Linked DNA regions of Homo sapiens: region 2 is linked to region 1. Evidence: chromatin contacts called from ENCODE Hi-C or POLR2A ChIA-PET data. All regions are on one chromosome and are shown on one strand. The core of a region is the stretch at or near the end of the contact, and the rest is flanking DNA. Distances in the headings are between cores, read along the strand shown.

Region 1 (7,537 bases), core at 3,541-6,040:
GGAGGCCTCAGGGAACTCACAATCAGGGCAGAAGGCAAAGAGGGAGCCAGCACCTCAACTGACTAGAGTAGGAGGAAGAGAGTGAGGGGGGGAGGTGCTACACACTTTTAAACAACCAGATCTCATGATAACTCACTCACTGACTATCATGAGAACAGCACTGAGGGGATGGTGCTAACCCATTCATGTGAATTCCGCCTCCATGATCCGATCACCTAATACCAGTCTCTGCCTAGAACACTGGGGATTACATTTCAACATGAGATTTAGGTGGGGACACAGATCCAAACCATATCAAATGGTGAAGCATAGGTTAAAAAAAAATCAACCTTGTGAACATTAAAAAATATCTGAGTCCTCAAAGTGTGTTTCTCAGGTCCTTAAAGCATATCACCTGTGGCTTGGAAGTACATAAAATGTAGGCTCCTCTTTCTTTTTCATTATTGTAAAGTCAGAGAAAAAGCCAACTTAGAGCCATGCCCACAGTACAAAATCTGTTCAACAAGATTAGATTGTCTTTTGTTATTTCTTCCTTCCTTTGTCTTCATTTTATAAACGTATGCATGCACACAGCTTTTAAACAAGAGGCTAATTGATTAGGAAACCAGTGTTGATTTGATGTAAGCAACAATCCAAAAAGTAGAAAATATTATTATTGTTTACTACAAATGTATGGACTCAAAACTAGCTTAACTGTTATTATTCCTCAAGAGAATTTATTTTTACTCAGCCTCTTCTCGGAGAAGAGTGCTTTAGACCAAAGCTAGCAATTATAAAGCTAAGAAATCAGGCAACTGCAATACTACCAAACTACAAAAAATTTACACTAAACTAGTAAAGTTAAATGTCATTTTTAAAAAGCCCCTCTTACATTCTAGTCTATTGACAGGCATTGTGTTGGGAACTTGGTAGAGGAAAGAAAACTTCAAAAATATTTTAAAAGATTTACCGACAACAAATATACCTTGTTATTTTTCTAGTATGTAATTATTATTATGACTTTTTTCCCCCACTGATTTCTAAAGACCCGTATACTGATATAAAAACTAAAATTTTGTGCAATTCAAGATCCTCATTTCCCTCCTCTTTTCTAAAATAATTTTTTTTTTTTTGAGACAGAGTTTTGCTCTTGATGCCCAGGATGGAGTGCGATGGCACAATCTCAGCTCACTGCAACCTCCACCTCCTGGGTTCAAGCGATTCTCTTGCCTCAGCCTCCTGAGTAGCTGAGATTACAGGCATGTGCCACCATGCCTGGTTAATTTTGTATTTTTAGTAGAGACGGGGTTTCTCCATGTTGGTCAGGCTGGTACCGAACTCCCAACCTCAGGTGATCCGCCTGCCTTGGCCTCCCAAAATGTTGGGATTACAGGCATGAGCTACTGTGCCGGCCTACAAAAATCTTAAACAAAAAAGTTGTAATACACTAGCTGATCACTGTAGTGAAAATGAAAATGCGTATTTGTGAGAGCTGAGAAATGACACCAGATAGAGAAGAAATTATTTGACTCTAATTTTTCTTACAAAGATTAAATTGGGATTTTAATATATAAAACCTTGAATATACATAGAATATTAAACGAAATAGTTCTAATTCAAATTGAGAATTGTCTTTTACACTGAAGGGAACTATGATTTCAAAAACAAAGGACTTATTCCATGCTTACATGCTGAGATATTATCAGAGCTGAAATGTTAAGAGATGGTACCTAAGGTAATATTTGTATATTCTCTATATAATGACTGAGAACCAGTTAAAAGGCTTATTTTAAAAAGCTAGAAAAGCAATTACGAAAATTTAGGGTTCTGTGGAAAAATTCGATCATGGCATGAACTCCATTAATGATGATTTGCCAGCAAACACTGGTTAGAAAAAGCTGGCTGAGAGAATAGCAAGGATAACCAATTAGGATTAGAACATCAGCCCTATTGCTATAAAATAACTATTGACAGTAGATCAATGGTATTAAGATCACATATACTAGAACCAGACTGCCAGGCTTTAAAGTCCAGGACCAACAGTTATGAGCTGTGTGACTTCAAACTGTATTTCTTAGGTCGCCAAGGTTCAGTTCTATCACATTTAAAATAGAAAATGACAGTAGTCATTCCAAAGCTATCTTGAGTTAAATAAGATAATCCACATAAGGGGTTTAGCACAGTGCCTGGCACATAACAACAGCTTGCCATCACCACTACAGCAACCCTGGGCAGTCCAACTTTTTGGCTGTTTCCTTAAATGTAAAATACAGGGTTTGGACTAGATAATTTCTAATGTCTTTACTCATCTAAAATTAAAATTCTACAATGTATCAACAATATACAAGCCAACTCTATTTCCAAAGAACATAAATTTGGATTTTCACCCCAGCATGATTTAAGTACTGTAAAAGAAACTTATTTTTAAGATATCCTTTTATTTTTATTTAATTTTTTAGAGATGGGGTCTTGCTATGTTGCCCAAACTGGACTTGAACTCCTAGGCTCAAGCAATCCTCTCACCTTAACCTCTGGAGTAGCTGAGATTGTAGGAACACACCACTGTTCCTGTTATGTCATCTTTTGAAATTAGCTATAATCACTACATTTATTAAAGCTGAAGTTATAGATATTCTATGTAATCCACAAGAAATCCATAATCTTCCATCACATACTGTTTGGTGACCATAATAATTTCTGAATAACAAGTCCTAACAGGAATTTCAAGGTATATAATCCCCCACTATATTTTTTTAAACAATAAGAACATTTCATACCCCATACTTAGTAAACAGAAAATAAAGATCATGAAAAATTTCAAATATATAATACAGAAAAAAGGAAAGAACTATTTTGAAACTGTCCAAAATCTAGAGGTTTAATAAAGTCTCTCTACTGATATGTTACAACTCAAAACTCAAATTACAGGCCAAATTTTTTTTGCAGGAATATTAAGGTTTTTTTTAGTATGACTCATAAATATCTAAACCAAAAATCAATTGTAATATGACAACACTAACTGCACCAACCCAAATAAATCCTTCCAATAGGGCTTTTTTTTGGGGTTTCTTTTTGGATTTGGAGAATTTTTCTTCATATATCTTAGGGACATTATTAAAAAAATTTTAAAAACCTTTTCAGGTTTTAAAAATTACCAACAGTGTGTGTGATCACTGAAAAGAGGTTAATCTAAAAATTTTAAAGTATTTTTCCAGATAATAAGATCATACTGGTGAGAAAAGAGTTCGGGCTCATCTCACTCAAATACTTGCATAATAGGCTCGAAAGAATAAAAAAATTGTTATGTTACTTCTTAATATAAAAAACACACAGGTCTGTTAAAATCTGACAATTCAATAAGCTCTCAAACCAGAAAACACGTTTCCCAGTCAACACTCATACTTATTTCTGTATTAGGAAAAATGGGGTTGTTGCAGGGGTCTTTAAAAAAAAAAGATTTCTCTTAAATTCGTAACTCTGTTAACTGCACCTTCATTTCCAGAAACCTTATCTTTAACAAATCTCTACACTATTCATACTTAGCACAATTTCCAATCATTGAAGACATTTTAGTTTTACCTTACAATCAGTACAAAGCAGCTGTGTTAAATTCATTCCATAAGATCAAAACTATACTGTGTCCTTACCCTCAATATTTAGCTCAAAACAAATGTGGCAGAAGGAGAGTGTTTCTTTGTCTGTTCCCAGTTTACAAACACTGCAAATGTTGTCATCATTCAAATCAATGTTTACAAACTGCTCCTCTTCGTTCATAGTGCCCCTATTAAGAAACAGAAAAGGAAAGTTACACAATTTCATGAACCTGCCTTTGGGGTAGTTCCCTTTACTGGGAACTTCTAGGAAATAAGGATGCTGTTCAGCTCATTTAAAGCAAAAGCTCCATCAAACAAGCATCGCCATACTTGCACTCCAACATTGCACTTTTCCTGTGGAAAGACACAAAGCTAGTAAAACTTAAAGCCAGGCCATAGGTGACACTATGTCCGTGTCTTTTTTGTCCTATAGTTGATTGGGTTAGTGGCACCTGAAGGAAAGAGATTTGCCGGCATTCTAGTCCTCCTCCTTCGTCCCCCAACCTCGAATAATCAGAGGGCTTAGCAGCGAGGCCTTTTCAGCTACCAGGTTCTGTCAACCTAGTTAACGCTGTGAGAAACAGGAAAAACGACCTGCACGGGACACTGCTTTGCTAACTTCATTGGGGGAACCTCAGATGCGCCTCGCGAACTCGGAGTTGCGAAGCTTCGCATCGAACGGAGATCGGCGGCAGCAAAATGCACGTGGGTACCGAATACCCGGGGAGGGCGTCCCGCCGTGTCCGGGGCAACTACACCGAAGGCCGAGCGGCGGCTTCACGGTACCGGCCGGGCACCGCCGGAGGGGCCCAAGCCGGAGCTGGGAGAGCCGCGGCATCCTGGAGCCCGGCGGGCGGGAGAGCCTCGTCCCATCGCTCCGGGATTCCTCCCAGAGGGAAGAAAGCGTCCGAGGGCCACGGCGGCCGGTCCGCCCAGCCTCAGCGTCTCGGGGAGCCGGGTCCTGGCCCGGCCTTCGGCGTTGGGGGCGCGCGGCCGCCCCCAGGGAGTCGCGGACCCAAGTCCGTCTTTCCGTCGGTCTGTCCGTCGGGGCGCCTGGCGCGCAGCAGCGCGAGGGGCCACGGGGCTCGGAACTCGAAGGAGGCGGAACGATGGGACTGGGGGTCGGGGCTCAGGTGGGATGGGAGCAGGGCTGCGGGGTCTTTACCGTCCGGCTCCGCGGGCCACCACCGCCGTTCCGTGCGGCTCGGGTTCCTCCACTATTGTTTCCGGCCGCAGCAGAGGCGGCCGCCGCGCGCCTGGCCCCGCCCTCTCCCGCCGGCTCCATCCCGTAAAGGCTGCGGGGAGGGTGGCGCGGCCGCGGGCACACCTGCGCGCTCGCCGGGCTGCTGTGGGTCCGCCCCTCCGCTCCTGCACCGACGCCGCACCTTCGCCTCGAGTTCTCCTGTGATCCCGTGTTTCCTGGCCGGAGTTTCTTACCGTTCTCTGGAACGTAGCTCCTCACACACCCCTCCTCGAGGTGCGTAGATAGACGAATCCGTTCCACCTCTCCCTTCAGCCTAGTGCAAACTACTGCCCCGGGGCGGGGGCCGCAGGCGGCGGGGGTAGGAAAGCCGCGGGTGGATGGCAGAACGGGAGAGGTGCGTGGGTGGCACTTTGACTTCAGGAGAAAGAAGCAGAATACTGTCACTGAACTTATAGTTAAGTGCCAGTTGAAGTATCTAACGAAGGAAAAGTTCATATTCAGGTGTCATGATAGAGGCATAATTTCAAATACAGAATCTTTTCAAATACATTATTTGTTGTGGGGCGCCCCTGCCCCCAATATGGTACATCCCTCAACGCCCACGGGAAAAATCCCGAAGCCCCACCTCTTATTTTTAGGTCCTGCTTGGTTCTCAAATTCTTTGCTTGACTTTTGTTTAAGCTATTCTGTTTTTTTTAGGGTATGGTTCTTGCAGTACTTTCACTTACATTTTCCATTGTAGTCCTCACAGTAACCTACAGAGGAGAAACAGGAACTGTTCTCTCATGTTGCAGCCTACGAGTAATTGACCCAGGTTATCACAGTTGGTTAGAAAAAGGCTGGGACTTGAACCGAAGGCTACTGACCTAAGATCAATGTTATTTTCTACAGCATCATATGTATGTGTTCTGGTTGCACTCACATAGAAAGAGGGCTAGCCTGTCAATCTACATGTAGGCATTCTTGAACTGATGGTTAGGAATGGACTGTCTAGATCTTGGAAACTTCTGGGCCAAATTAGCACTCCAGTTATGGCATTTGTGCCTCGCAGGAGCGATCTGTGTCCTTGCCACCTAAATTGTAGTAGATGAACAAACAACATTGACATTACTTGGTTTCCTGTTAGAAATGTAGAATCTCAGGCCCCACTCGAGATTTCCTAAATCAATACTTGCACTTTAACAAGACCGCCAGGAGATTCCTATGTTCATCGAAGTTTGAGATGCACTAATTGAAATGAAAAGCCTGTGCTTTTTCTCTTCGAATTTCTCATTCTAGGTAACTACGACTAAGATACCTTGCATGTTGGATTCTACCCATCTTTTCAATAAAAAGCATTCTTTTAAAAAGGACTCTTTTAAAGTGATTCAATAAAAGTGTTCTAAAATCACTAAAATTTAAAAATTGAAACAAGTTATTTTCACTTCTCAGAATTGTCTTCCTTCCTATGGCATTTCACATTGTTTACTTGCTATTCTTAAAACTCTTCTCTCTTGTTGTTGGCTTTTTAAAAAAAATCAAGGAATAATTTACAGAAATAAAATGCTTCCATTTTAAAAGCATTATTTGATGAGTTTTGGCAAATACATACACTTGAGTAACCACCACCCCAGTGAGGATACAGAACATTTCCACAGCCCCGACATTTCTTTCTGTTCCTTTCTGGTCAAGCTCCTTCAACATGGGATCTAATTTATATGACGAAGTGTTTTAGTTTTGTCTGTTATAGGAATTCATATACATAGAATTAAGCAGTGTGTGTTCATTTGTGATTGGCTATTGTCATGCAGCATGTTTTTGAGATTCACGATGGTATTTTGTAACAGTGGTTTCTTTTCACTGCTCGTCTTAGTCAGTTTGTGTTCCTATAAAGGAATACCCAAGGCTGGATAATTTATATAGAAAACAGGTTTATTTGGCTCATGGTTCTGGAGGCTGTACAAGAAGCATGGTGCCAGCATCTGTTTCTGGTGATGGCCTCAGGCTGATTCCATTCATGATAGGAGGCAAAGGAGAGCCAGTATGTGCAGAGATCATGTGGCCTGAGAGTGAGCAAGAGAGAGAGGGGAGGAAATTCCAAGCTTGCTCTCTCTTTATTTATTTTTTATTTTTTATTTTATTTTATTTAAAAACGAGTTCCACTGGGAATTAAGAGTGGGAATTGATTCACACCCTAGAGAATGGCACCAAGCCATTCATCAGGGATCCATAACTAAGCTCCAACCCCTTGCTCTCCACTCCCCAACCAAGCTTCACCTCCAACGCTGGGGATCAGTGGGGCATGGGGGCTCATACCTGTAATCTTAGCACTTTGGGAGGCTGTGGTGGGCTGATCGTTTGTGTCTAGGTGTTCGAGACCAGCCTGGGCAACATCGTGAAACCCCATCTCTACCAAAAAACCCCACAAAAATTAGCCAGGCAGGGTGGTGCATGCCTGTAGTCCCATCTACTCAGAAGGCTGAGGTGGGAGACTGGCTTGAGTCCTAGAGGTGGATGTTGTGTGAGCTGAGATTGTGCCACTTCACTCCAGCCTGGGTGACAGAGTAAGACTCTGTCTCAAAAAAAAAAAAAAAGAGAAAAAGATGTCCACACGCTAATTCTTGGATATTTTGAATATGTATGTAACATAGCAAAAGAGACTTTGTAGATATAATTAAGGTTATAAACTTTAAAATAGGTTTTCCTGGATTATTGCGCTGAGCCCAATCTAATCACATGAACCCTTATAACCAGAGATCTTTCTCCAAGTAAGCTCAGAGAA
Region 2 (7,537 bases), core at 3,527-6,026, 360 kb before region 1:
AGCTACTCGGGAGGCTGAGGCAGGAGAATCGCTTGAACCCAGGAGGCGGAGGTTGCGGTGAGCCGGAGATCGCGCCATTGCACTCCAGCCTGGGCAACAAGAACGAAACTCCGTCTCAAAAAAAAAAAGAAAAGCGGATTTTGATTCAATATGAAAGAAACTCCTCTTTATAATTCATTTTGATTCATAATTTATGTGCAAGATCTTACTTGGTTTCGCAGGTAATGGAATAATGAGCGAACAAAAGTCCCAAACTCAAAAAAGACATTAACCTAGGGTAGCTGGAATGGAGAGTGCACGAGGCGAGGAGCAATGAGAGTTGGAGAAGCAAATGGGACTAGATCATGGAGGGCCTGGAAAGGTAGGATTGTTTTAAACAAGTAACTGGAAGTGATAAATCATTTTAAAATATTTTTAACTCACATTTTAATTACAAAGCTAATTATTATAAAAGTAAAATAAGTTTATTAAAATTTTAAATATATCAAAATATATTATGTAAAAGTGAAAGTTCACCCTAACCCCAATTTACAGAGGTACCTGTGAGTCGTTTAGCCCGTGTCTTTTTTTTTTTGAGACAGAGTTTCGCCCTTGCCCAGGCTGGAGTGCAGTGGTGCCATCTCGGCTCACTGCAGCCTCCGCCTCCTGGGTTCAAGCAATTCTCCTGCTTCAGCCTCCTGAGTAGCCGGGATTACAGGCGCCCACCACCATGCCTGGCTAATTTTTTTTAGTTGAGACGGGGTTCCGCATGTTGGTCAGGCTGGTCTCAAACTCCTGGCCTTTCAGGTAATCCACCCGCCTTGGCCTCCCAAAGTGCTGGGATTACAGGCGTGAGTCACTGTGCCTGGTTTTTTGTTTTTTGGTTTTTTTTTTTTTGAGATGGAGTCTCACTCTGTCACCCAGGCTGGAGTGCAGTGGCACAATCTCGGCTCACAGCAACCTCAGCCTCCGGGGTTCAAGTAGCTGGGATTACAGGCACGTGCCACCATGCCAGGATAATTTTTGTATTTTTAGTAGAGACAGGGTTTCGCCATGTTGGCCGGGGTGGTCTCGAACTCCTGACCTCAAGTGATTCACCAGCCTCCACCTCCCAAAGTGCTGGGATTACAGGTGTGAGCCACCACACCCGGCCCCTGGCCTGTGCCTTTACTTGACCTTTTTGTTGCTATGTGTTCCACATCTATAAAATGAGGATCATAATAGTACCTACCCAATAGAGGCAACATGAGAATTAAATTAATTACCGCCAACTCCATAAAGGCAGGGATTTTGTTTGATTTAGGGGTTTTCAACCTCTGTACTACTGATATTTTAGGCTGAATAATTTCCGGTAGTGGAAAGAGGGGCTGGTGTCCTGCACACTGTGGGTTGTGTAGCAGCATCTCTGGCTTCTACCCACTTCTACCTGCAACAAAAACTATTTATAGACATGGCCAAATGTCCTCTGGGGGGCAAAATCACCCAGGTTGAAAACCACTGGTCTAATTTACTGCTGAGAGCCTGTCACCCAGCACAGCATGCAATAAATATTTGTCGAATTGAATGAATGAAGTGAATGCATATAGGAAGCCCTCAGTAAGTGTTACCTATTTTTATTATACTATTTTCCAACTATATAAATTTCTACATAAGTGGGATCCAATTATGTGTACTTCAAGGCAAATTGCATTTTTTCTCTAACAATCTACCTTGGTCATACTTTTACATCACCACCACCATTTTATACAGTTGTATCTCGATTGCTTTCTATGGCGTGAAAGTAGTTTTATAATTCATTTATTCAATTCATTATTGATGTGCATATAGGCTAATTTCAATTTGTTGTTATAAATAATGCTACAAAGAACATTTTTCATTATGAATTTTTATTTACTGTCACATCCGGGGCTATGCAATGTATCATGCCCTAATTTGGAAAGGGATTTTGTATTAGGCAGGTTTCTCCAGAGAAACAGAATCAATAGGATGTATATACACACAAGGAAACTTGTTTATAAAGAAATTGTCTTACACAATTATGGGGGTTGGCAAGTCCAAAATCTGCAGGGTAGACCAGCTGGCTGAAGACCCAGGAAAGAGTTGATGCTGCAGTCCAAGTCCGAAGGTCATCTGCTACAGATTCCCTTTCGCGGCAGGTAGCTCAGTCTTTCATTCTATTCAAGCCATCAACTGATTGGATGAGACTTACCCACATTAGGAAGAGTAATCTGGGCCAGGCGTGATGGCTCACACCTGTAATTCCAGCACTTTGGGAGGCCAAGGCACGTGGATCCCTTGAGCTCAGGAGTTTGAGACCAGCCTGGGCAACGTGGCAAAATCCCAATTCTACAAAAAATACAAAAATTAGCTGGGCATGGAGGCGCATGCCTTGTGGTCCCAGCTATTCACAAGGCTGAGGTGGGAGGATCGTTTGATCCCAGGAGGTCGAGGCTGCAGTGAGCTGAGATTGTGCCACTGCCCTCCAGTCTGGGCGACAGAGCGAGACTCCATCTCAAAAAATATATAAGTAAATTAAATAAAATAAAATACAAACACAGAATTAGCCAGTTGTAGTGGCACGCTCCTGTAATCCCATGTACTCAGGAGGCTGAGGGAAGAGAATTGCTTGAACTCAGGAGGTGGGGGTTGCAGTGAGACGAGATCTGCCACTGCACTCCAGCTTGGGCGACAAAGCAAGAATCTGTCTCAGAGGGTGGAGGTGGGGGGTGGGGAAAGAACTACCTGGGACTGCATACTTTATAAAGAAAATAGGTTTAATTGACTTACAGTTCTGCATGGCTGCGGAGATCTCAGGAAACTTTCAATCATGGTAGAAGGTGAAGGAGAAGCAAGCACCTTCCTCATGAGGTGGCAGGAGAGACAGAGGATGAGAAATGCTACACTTTTAAACGATCAGATCTCATGAGAACTCACTATCACAAGAACAGCATGGGGGAAACCACCCCCATGATCCAATCACCTCCCACCAGGTCCCACCCTCAACATGTGGGGATTACAGTTAGAGATGAGATTTGAGTGGGGACACAAAGCCAAACCATATCATCCTGTCTTAAAAATGAAAAAAGTAATGGTAACCTGTCTTATTCAAAGTCCACCAACTTGAATGTCAATTTCATCCAAAAACACGCTCTCAGAAACATCCAGAATAATGTTTGATCATATATCTGGGTACTACGACCCAGCCAAGTTAAAGAAAATAAAATTAGCCCAGTGCAGTAGCTCACGCCTGTAATCCCAGCATTTTGGGAGGCTGAGGCGGGTAGATTGCTTGAGCCCAGGAGTTCAAGACCAGCTTGGACAACATGGAGAAACTCCGTTTCTACAAAGAGATAAAAAATTAGCAGGGCATGGTGGCGCACACCTGTAGTCCCTGCTATTAAGGAGGCTGAGATGGAAGGATTGCTTGAGCCTGGGAGATTGAGGCTACAGGGTGCTGTGATTGTGCTACTGCACTCCAGCCTGGATGATTGAGTGAGAGCCTGTCTCAAAAAAAAAAAAAAAAATCCATTCCAAATCAGGAGTGCTGGTAAAAAAAAAAAAGAAAAAAGAAAATTTATCACACATAAAATTAATCATCACAGATTCCTTGCCAACACATCAGCAGAACTGTCTGACCACCCAAAAAGAGAACTGTTGATGTGAATTGTATGCTAACCAGGGGCCTGGACTGGACAACCTCTCTATGCACGTGGGGTTCTGAGTCTGGAAAGAGATGCCATCTGAGAATGGTGACATATGTCTTTCTCTTTCTTCCTAACCGTGGCTACAGACTAGTCTATTTTTGTGGTTTATCTGCCTACTGTTTAGAATTATTCTGTTTTCTTGGGGCTGTCAGGCACTCAACTGACACTTCTTGATGCTATTGCTGTGTCTGCCTTGAGCAGCTAATGATGGATGTGAAAACCCTTTTATAATTGTTCATTCCAAAGGAAATGTGCAGCCACATGCTCCTGTGGTCTCCTGTGGGCTAAATAAACCCTGATAACCAAGCTTATTATCATTATGTCTAAAATTAAAGTAAACAAATAATGAGTGAGGGCTTGAGTGGTTTATTGTGGTTGAAAAGTACTGACTGACTTAACGCATGAATCTTATAACACCTATTTATATGGGTAAAGATTTGGAGGGTTATTCTAGTTTCCCATCTGGGTTCCAGATATGTGAGATTGCTGGGTGGGAGAATGTTATAGATTGTAGGTTTGTTGTCTTAAGGCAGGTAGCTGTCATTTCTGCCTAAATTATCTGTAAGGCAAGAAACCAAATATATAAATTAATACCATAAATAAGCAAACAAATAATTCTCTAATCTCAATCAATACTTCCCTACTTGTGAACTGAAGAATTAATACAGTCTCTTTGTTTGCTGCTTGGCATGAGTTTCCTTTACCTTTAAAATTAGGTTTGTGTTCATGAAACAAGGTTAGAAATTTAGGGAAGGGAAGAAATCTACTATTTAAAAATATATGACTATTTATTTTTAGCTACCACTTTTTAGCACCTAGGTATTAAAATACATAATAATTAGGAGCTAAGTGTATCCCATAATCTGTCATCATTCGCTCACTTCAAGAGGCCCATCATTAACCTTTCCATTAATTCTACGTCTTTTAGATCTTCCTAAATCAACACCTACTCTAAATGATTCCTCAAATTAAACCCTAGTTTTGCATCTGCACTTTCTCCGTTCTAGCCTGAAAAGCCTACAATCTTTTCTGTCTAGTCCCCATTTCTGCCTCACTCCAGAATCTGGCTTGAAGCCCTGGACTTTCTCGAACTCGATTGCTGGCAAGCAAGTCCTCCATCAAACAGATCCCTCACATGTCTGTGCATTAAAAATAGCTAATATGACTCACTGGCACTTCTTACTTACTCAAACTAAAGGACAGCATCTGTGCTTCAGGGATAGGAGAGTGAAGAGAGCAGAATGTGAAGAGGGAAACTACCAACATTCAAAAATCATTTTCTGGACTTGACATTGATGTTAGCTTTGTCCCTGGTATTTCTATCAGGAAACATATCTGCAAGTGATTGTATGTAGAATTATTCTTTCTTAGCTGATCTATCTGGGGAGGCACATTTTCAAGGATGTCTGCTATGGTGAATATAGCATTGCCATGCTTATTCATGGGTCCCACTGTTTAGACTAATATTATAATAAAGGTCCTAGTTTCAAAAATGCCTTTTGTCAAACTTTTGTCTGCCTTTGTGTCCAAAGATGAACCTTTTAATTCATTCATTCCTTCAATCAAGAAATCATTATTGGCTGGCGTGGTGACTCATGCTTGTAATCCCAGCACTTTGGGAGGCCAAGGGGGAAGATTGCTCAAGCGTAGGAGTTTGAGACCAGCCTGGGCAACACAGGGAGACTCTGTCTCTACAAATTGAAAAAAAAAAAAAAAAAAAAAAAAAACTTATGCTGAGGTAGGAGGATCACTTGGGCCCGGAATGTCAAGGCTACAGTAAGCCATGATCGTGTCACTGTACTCCAGCCTAGGTGACAGAGCAAGATCCTATCTCAAAAATAAAAAAAAGAAAGTATTATTGAATGCCTTCTAGGGCTGCCATGTTCTCCAACTTGTAAGGGCACCATTCTCAGTATAGTCTCTGGAGTTGAGCTCTAGCGGGGGCATTCCCTTCCGGGGTATATTGACTGAGGGACATACAATGGTATGTATGACATAGTCACCTATCTATAGCCCTCCAGGGGGGATTAAGAAACATTTTTCCATTTTCAAGTAGATTACTGTATGTTTATTTGTTTGTTTGTTTGTTTGTGTGTTTCTTTGTTTTGAGATGGAGTCTCGCTCTGTCACCCAGGCTAGAGTGCAGTGGCATGATCTCGGTTCACTGCAACCTCCGCCTTCCAGGTTCAATCAATTATCCTGCCTCAGCCTCCCAAGTAGCTGTGACTGCAGGCACACGCCACCATGTCCAGCTAATTTTTTTTGTATTTTTACTAGAGAGGGTTTCACCATGTTGGCCAGGCTGGTCTTGAACTCCTGACTCGAGTGATCTGCTAGCCTCAGCCTCCCAAAGTGCTGGAATTACAAACATGAGCCACCGCGCCCAGCCAGATTACTGCTCATTTGTTACTCATTCATACCTACTGGTTATTCATTAAAAATAGCCCAGGTTTATGTTTTTATTGGCCTTGTCTAGTGGCTTCCTCCATGTCCGGAGACTCTCTCTGTCCCTGATATGAAAGCACACTTAGTAATCAAACATAAGCACGGTACAGGCAGAGATTCGAAACCAACTATGAACCAGGAAATACAAATAATGACTTTCATATAAGGTTTCTGTCTTGTAAATGTTGATAATGCTTATCAGCTAAAGGAATAAAGTCCAGCCCTGCACCCAACACAGCTGACAACATGATCTTTGTAATCCACAAAATGTCAAGTATAATTACCCTGACCGTTCCTTCACTTAAAAAAAAAAAATCAAACTGGCCGGGCGCGGTGGCTCACGCCTGTAGTCCCAGCACTTTGGGACGTGGAGGCGGGTGGATCACGAGGTCAGAAGATCAAGACCATCCTGGCTAACACAGTGAAACCCCGTCTCTACTAAAAGTACAAAAAATTAGCCGGGCGTGGTGGCGGGTGCCTGTAGTCCCAGCTACTCAGGAGACTGAGGCAGGAGAATGGCGTGAACCCAGGAGATGGAGCTTGCAGTGAGCTGAGAACACGCCACTGCATTCCAGCCTGGGTGACAAAGCGAGACTCTGTCTCAAAAAAAAAAAAAAAAAAAAATCAAACTATGACAAGAGAAAATTTGTGTTTCTTTAACAGAACCCAGCCAGGAAGGTCATAAAATCTAGTCATGACAGGTTCTCCTCTCAGTAGAAAAACTTTTTTTCCTAATAGTAACTGACCTTTCTCATAATTTTTTTCACCCCGTCAAACATTTCGAAGACTTAACGCAACTACTTTTGTTAGTTGGATGGAAAACACCTTGTGATTCAGGTAGAAATAATTCTTCAAGCAGAGGAATTTATATAACTGTGCCTTTTACTATCCATTAAGCAGTTTTTTTATGTTGGCCTACTTGTAATGTGTATCAATGTCAGTTTAAAAGAGGAAACAACATTCAGCCTTTTCACTGGTTTATAATAAGAAATCACTATTTCAAATGACCTTCCCTGAATACCACTCTCTACTGAGTGCTGGAAGGAGCGTGGACAAAGATGAGTAAGACACTGCCCACGCTCTCTGTATGCATGCAATCTGGTGCCTGCGATGACATCTACTCAAAGAACTCAGTCAACTGGCAAGCTAACAAGGTCTATAGCCATGGGTGAAACAGACTGCCTTGAGAATATGGGAAGATTAATTCCAACTGGGGGATTTGCTAGGGTGTGTAGTGACCACGTGGGGATGTCAGAGGAATGGGAAAACAAGAAGATTAAGGGATGAAAAGAGACTTGAAACATTTAAGAATGGAAGTCTGGTTGAGGAATTCAGACTTAACCATGTAAGTCCTGGGACTGGAAATAACAATGCTCAGACGTGTGTTTCCTTAGCAAGATTTTATGTGT

Evidence for each region. Hi-C counts contacts between places; a loop is a spot of excess contacts on that map. ChIA-PET counts read pairs that join two places held with the same protein, here RNA polymerase II (POLR2A). Pooled maps may share reads with other maps.
Region 2: a loop to region 1 is called in a pooled map, with 2.8 times the contacts of the local background. The contact joins the enhancer-like site here to the promoter of C21orf91 in region 1. A Hi-C loop is called at or near these places in 1 of 168 maps with a recorded cell type or tissue (HCT116) and 5 of 50 pooled maps. POLR2A ChIA-PET finds 5 or more read pairs at or near these places in 1 of 52 experiments (GM12878).

What each region holds. Positions count from the first base shown.
Region 1 is chr21:17,814,566-17,822,102 of GRCh38, forward strand. C21orf91 (chromosome 21 open reading frame 91) reads right to left here and starts at 4,791. Exons shown (of 5, transcript NM_001100420.2): 1 at 4,738-4,791; 2 at 3,627-3,760. The coding sequence starts at 3,753. All of the region lies in intron 2 of LOC124900465 (a long non-coding RNA gene), which reads left to right. RefSeq lists a silencer at 4,406-5,185 and an enhancer at 5,436-5,485.
Region 2 is chr21:17,456,400-17,463,936 of GRCh38, forward strand. No RefSeq gene overlaps it. Among named protein-coding and RNA genes, the nearest start is that of TRG-GCC1-5, 5.3 kb to the left of the region's middle. Within about 2 kb of position 4,777, at least 11 of the 41 ENCODE cell types and tissues checked have a DNase peak (open chromatin) inside an H3K27ac peak, as active enhancers do.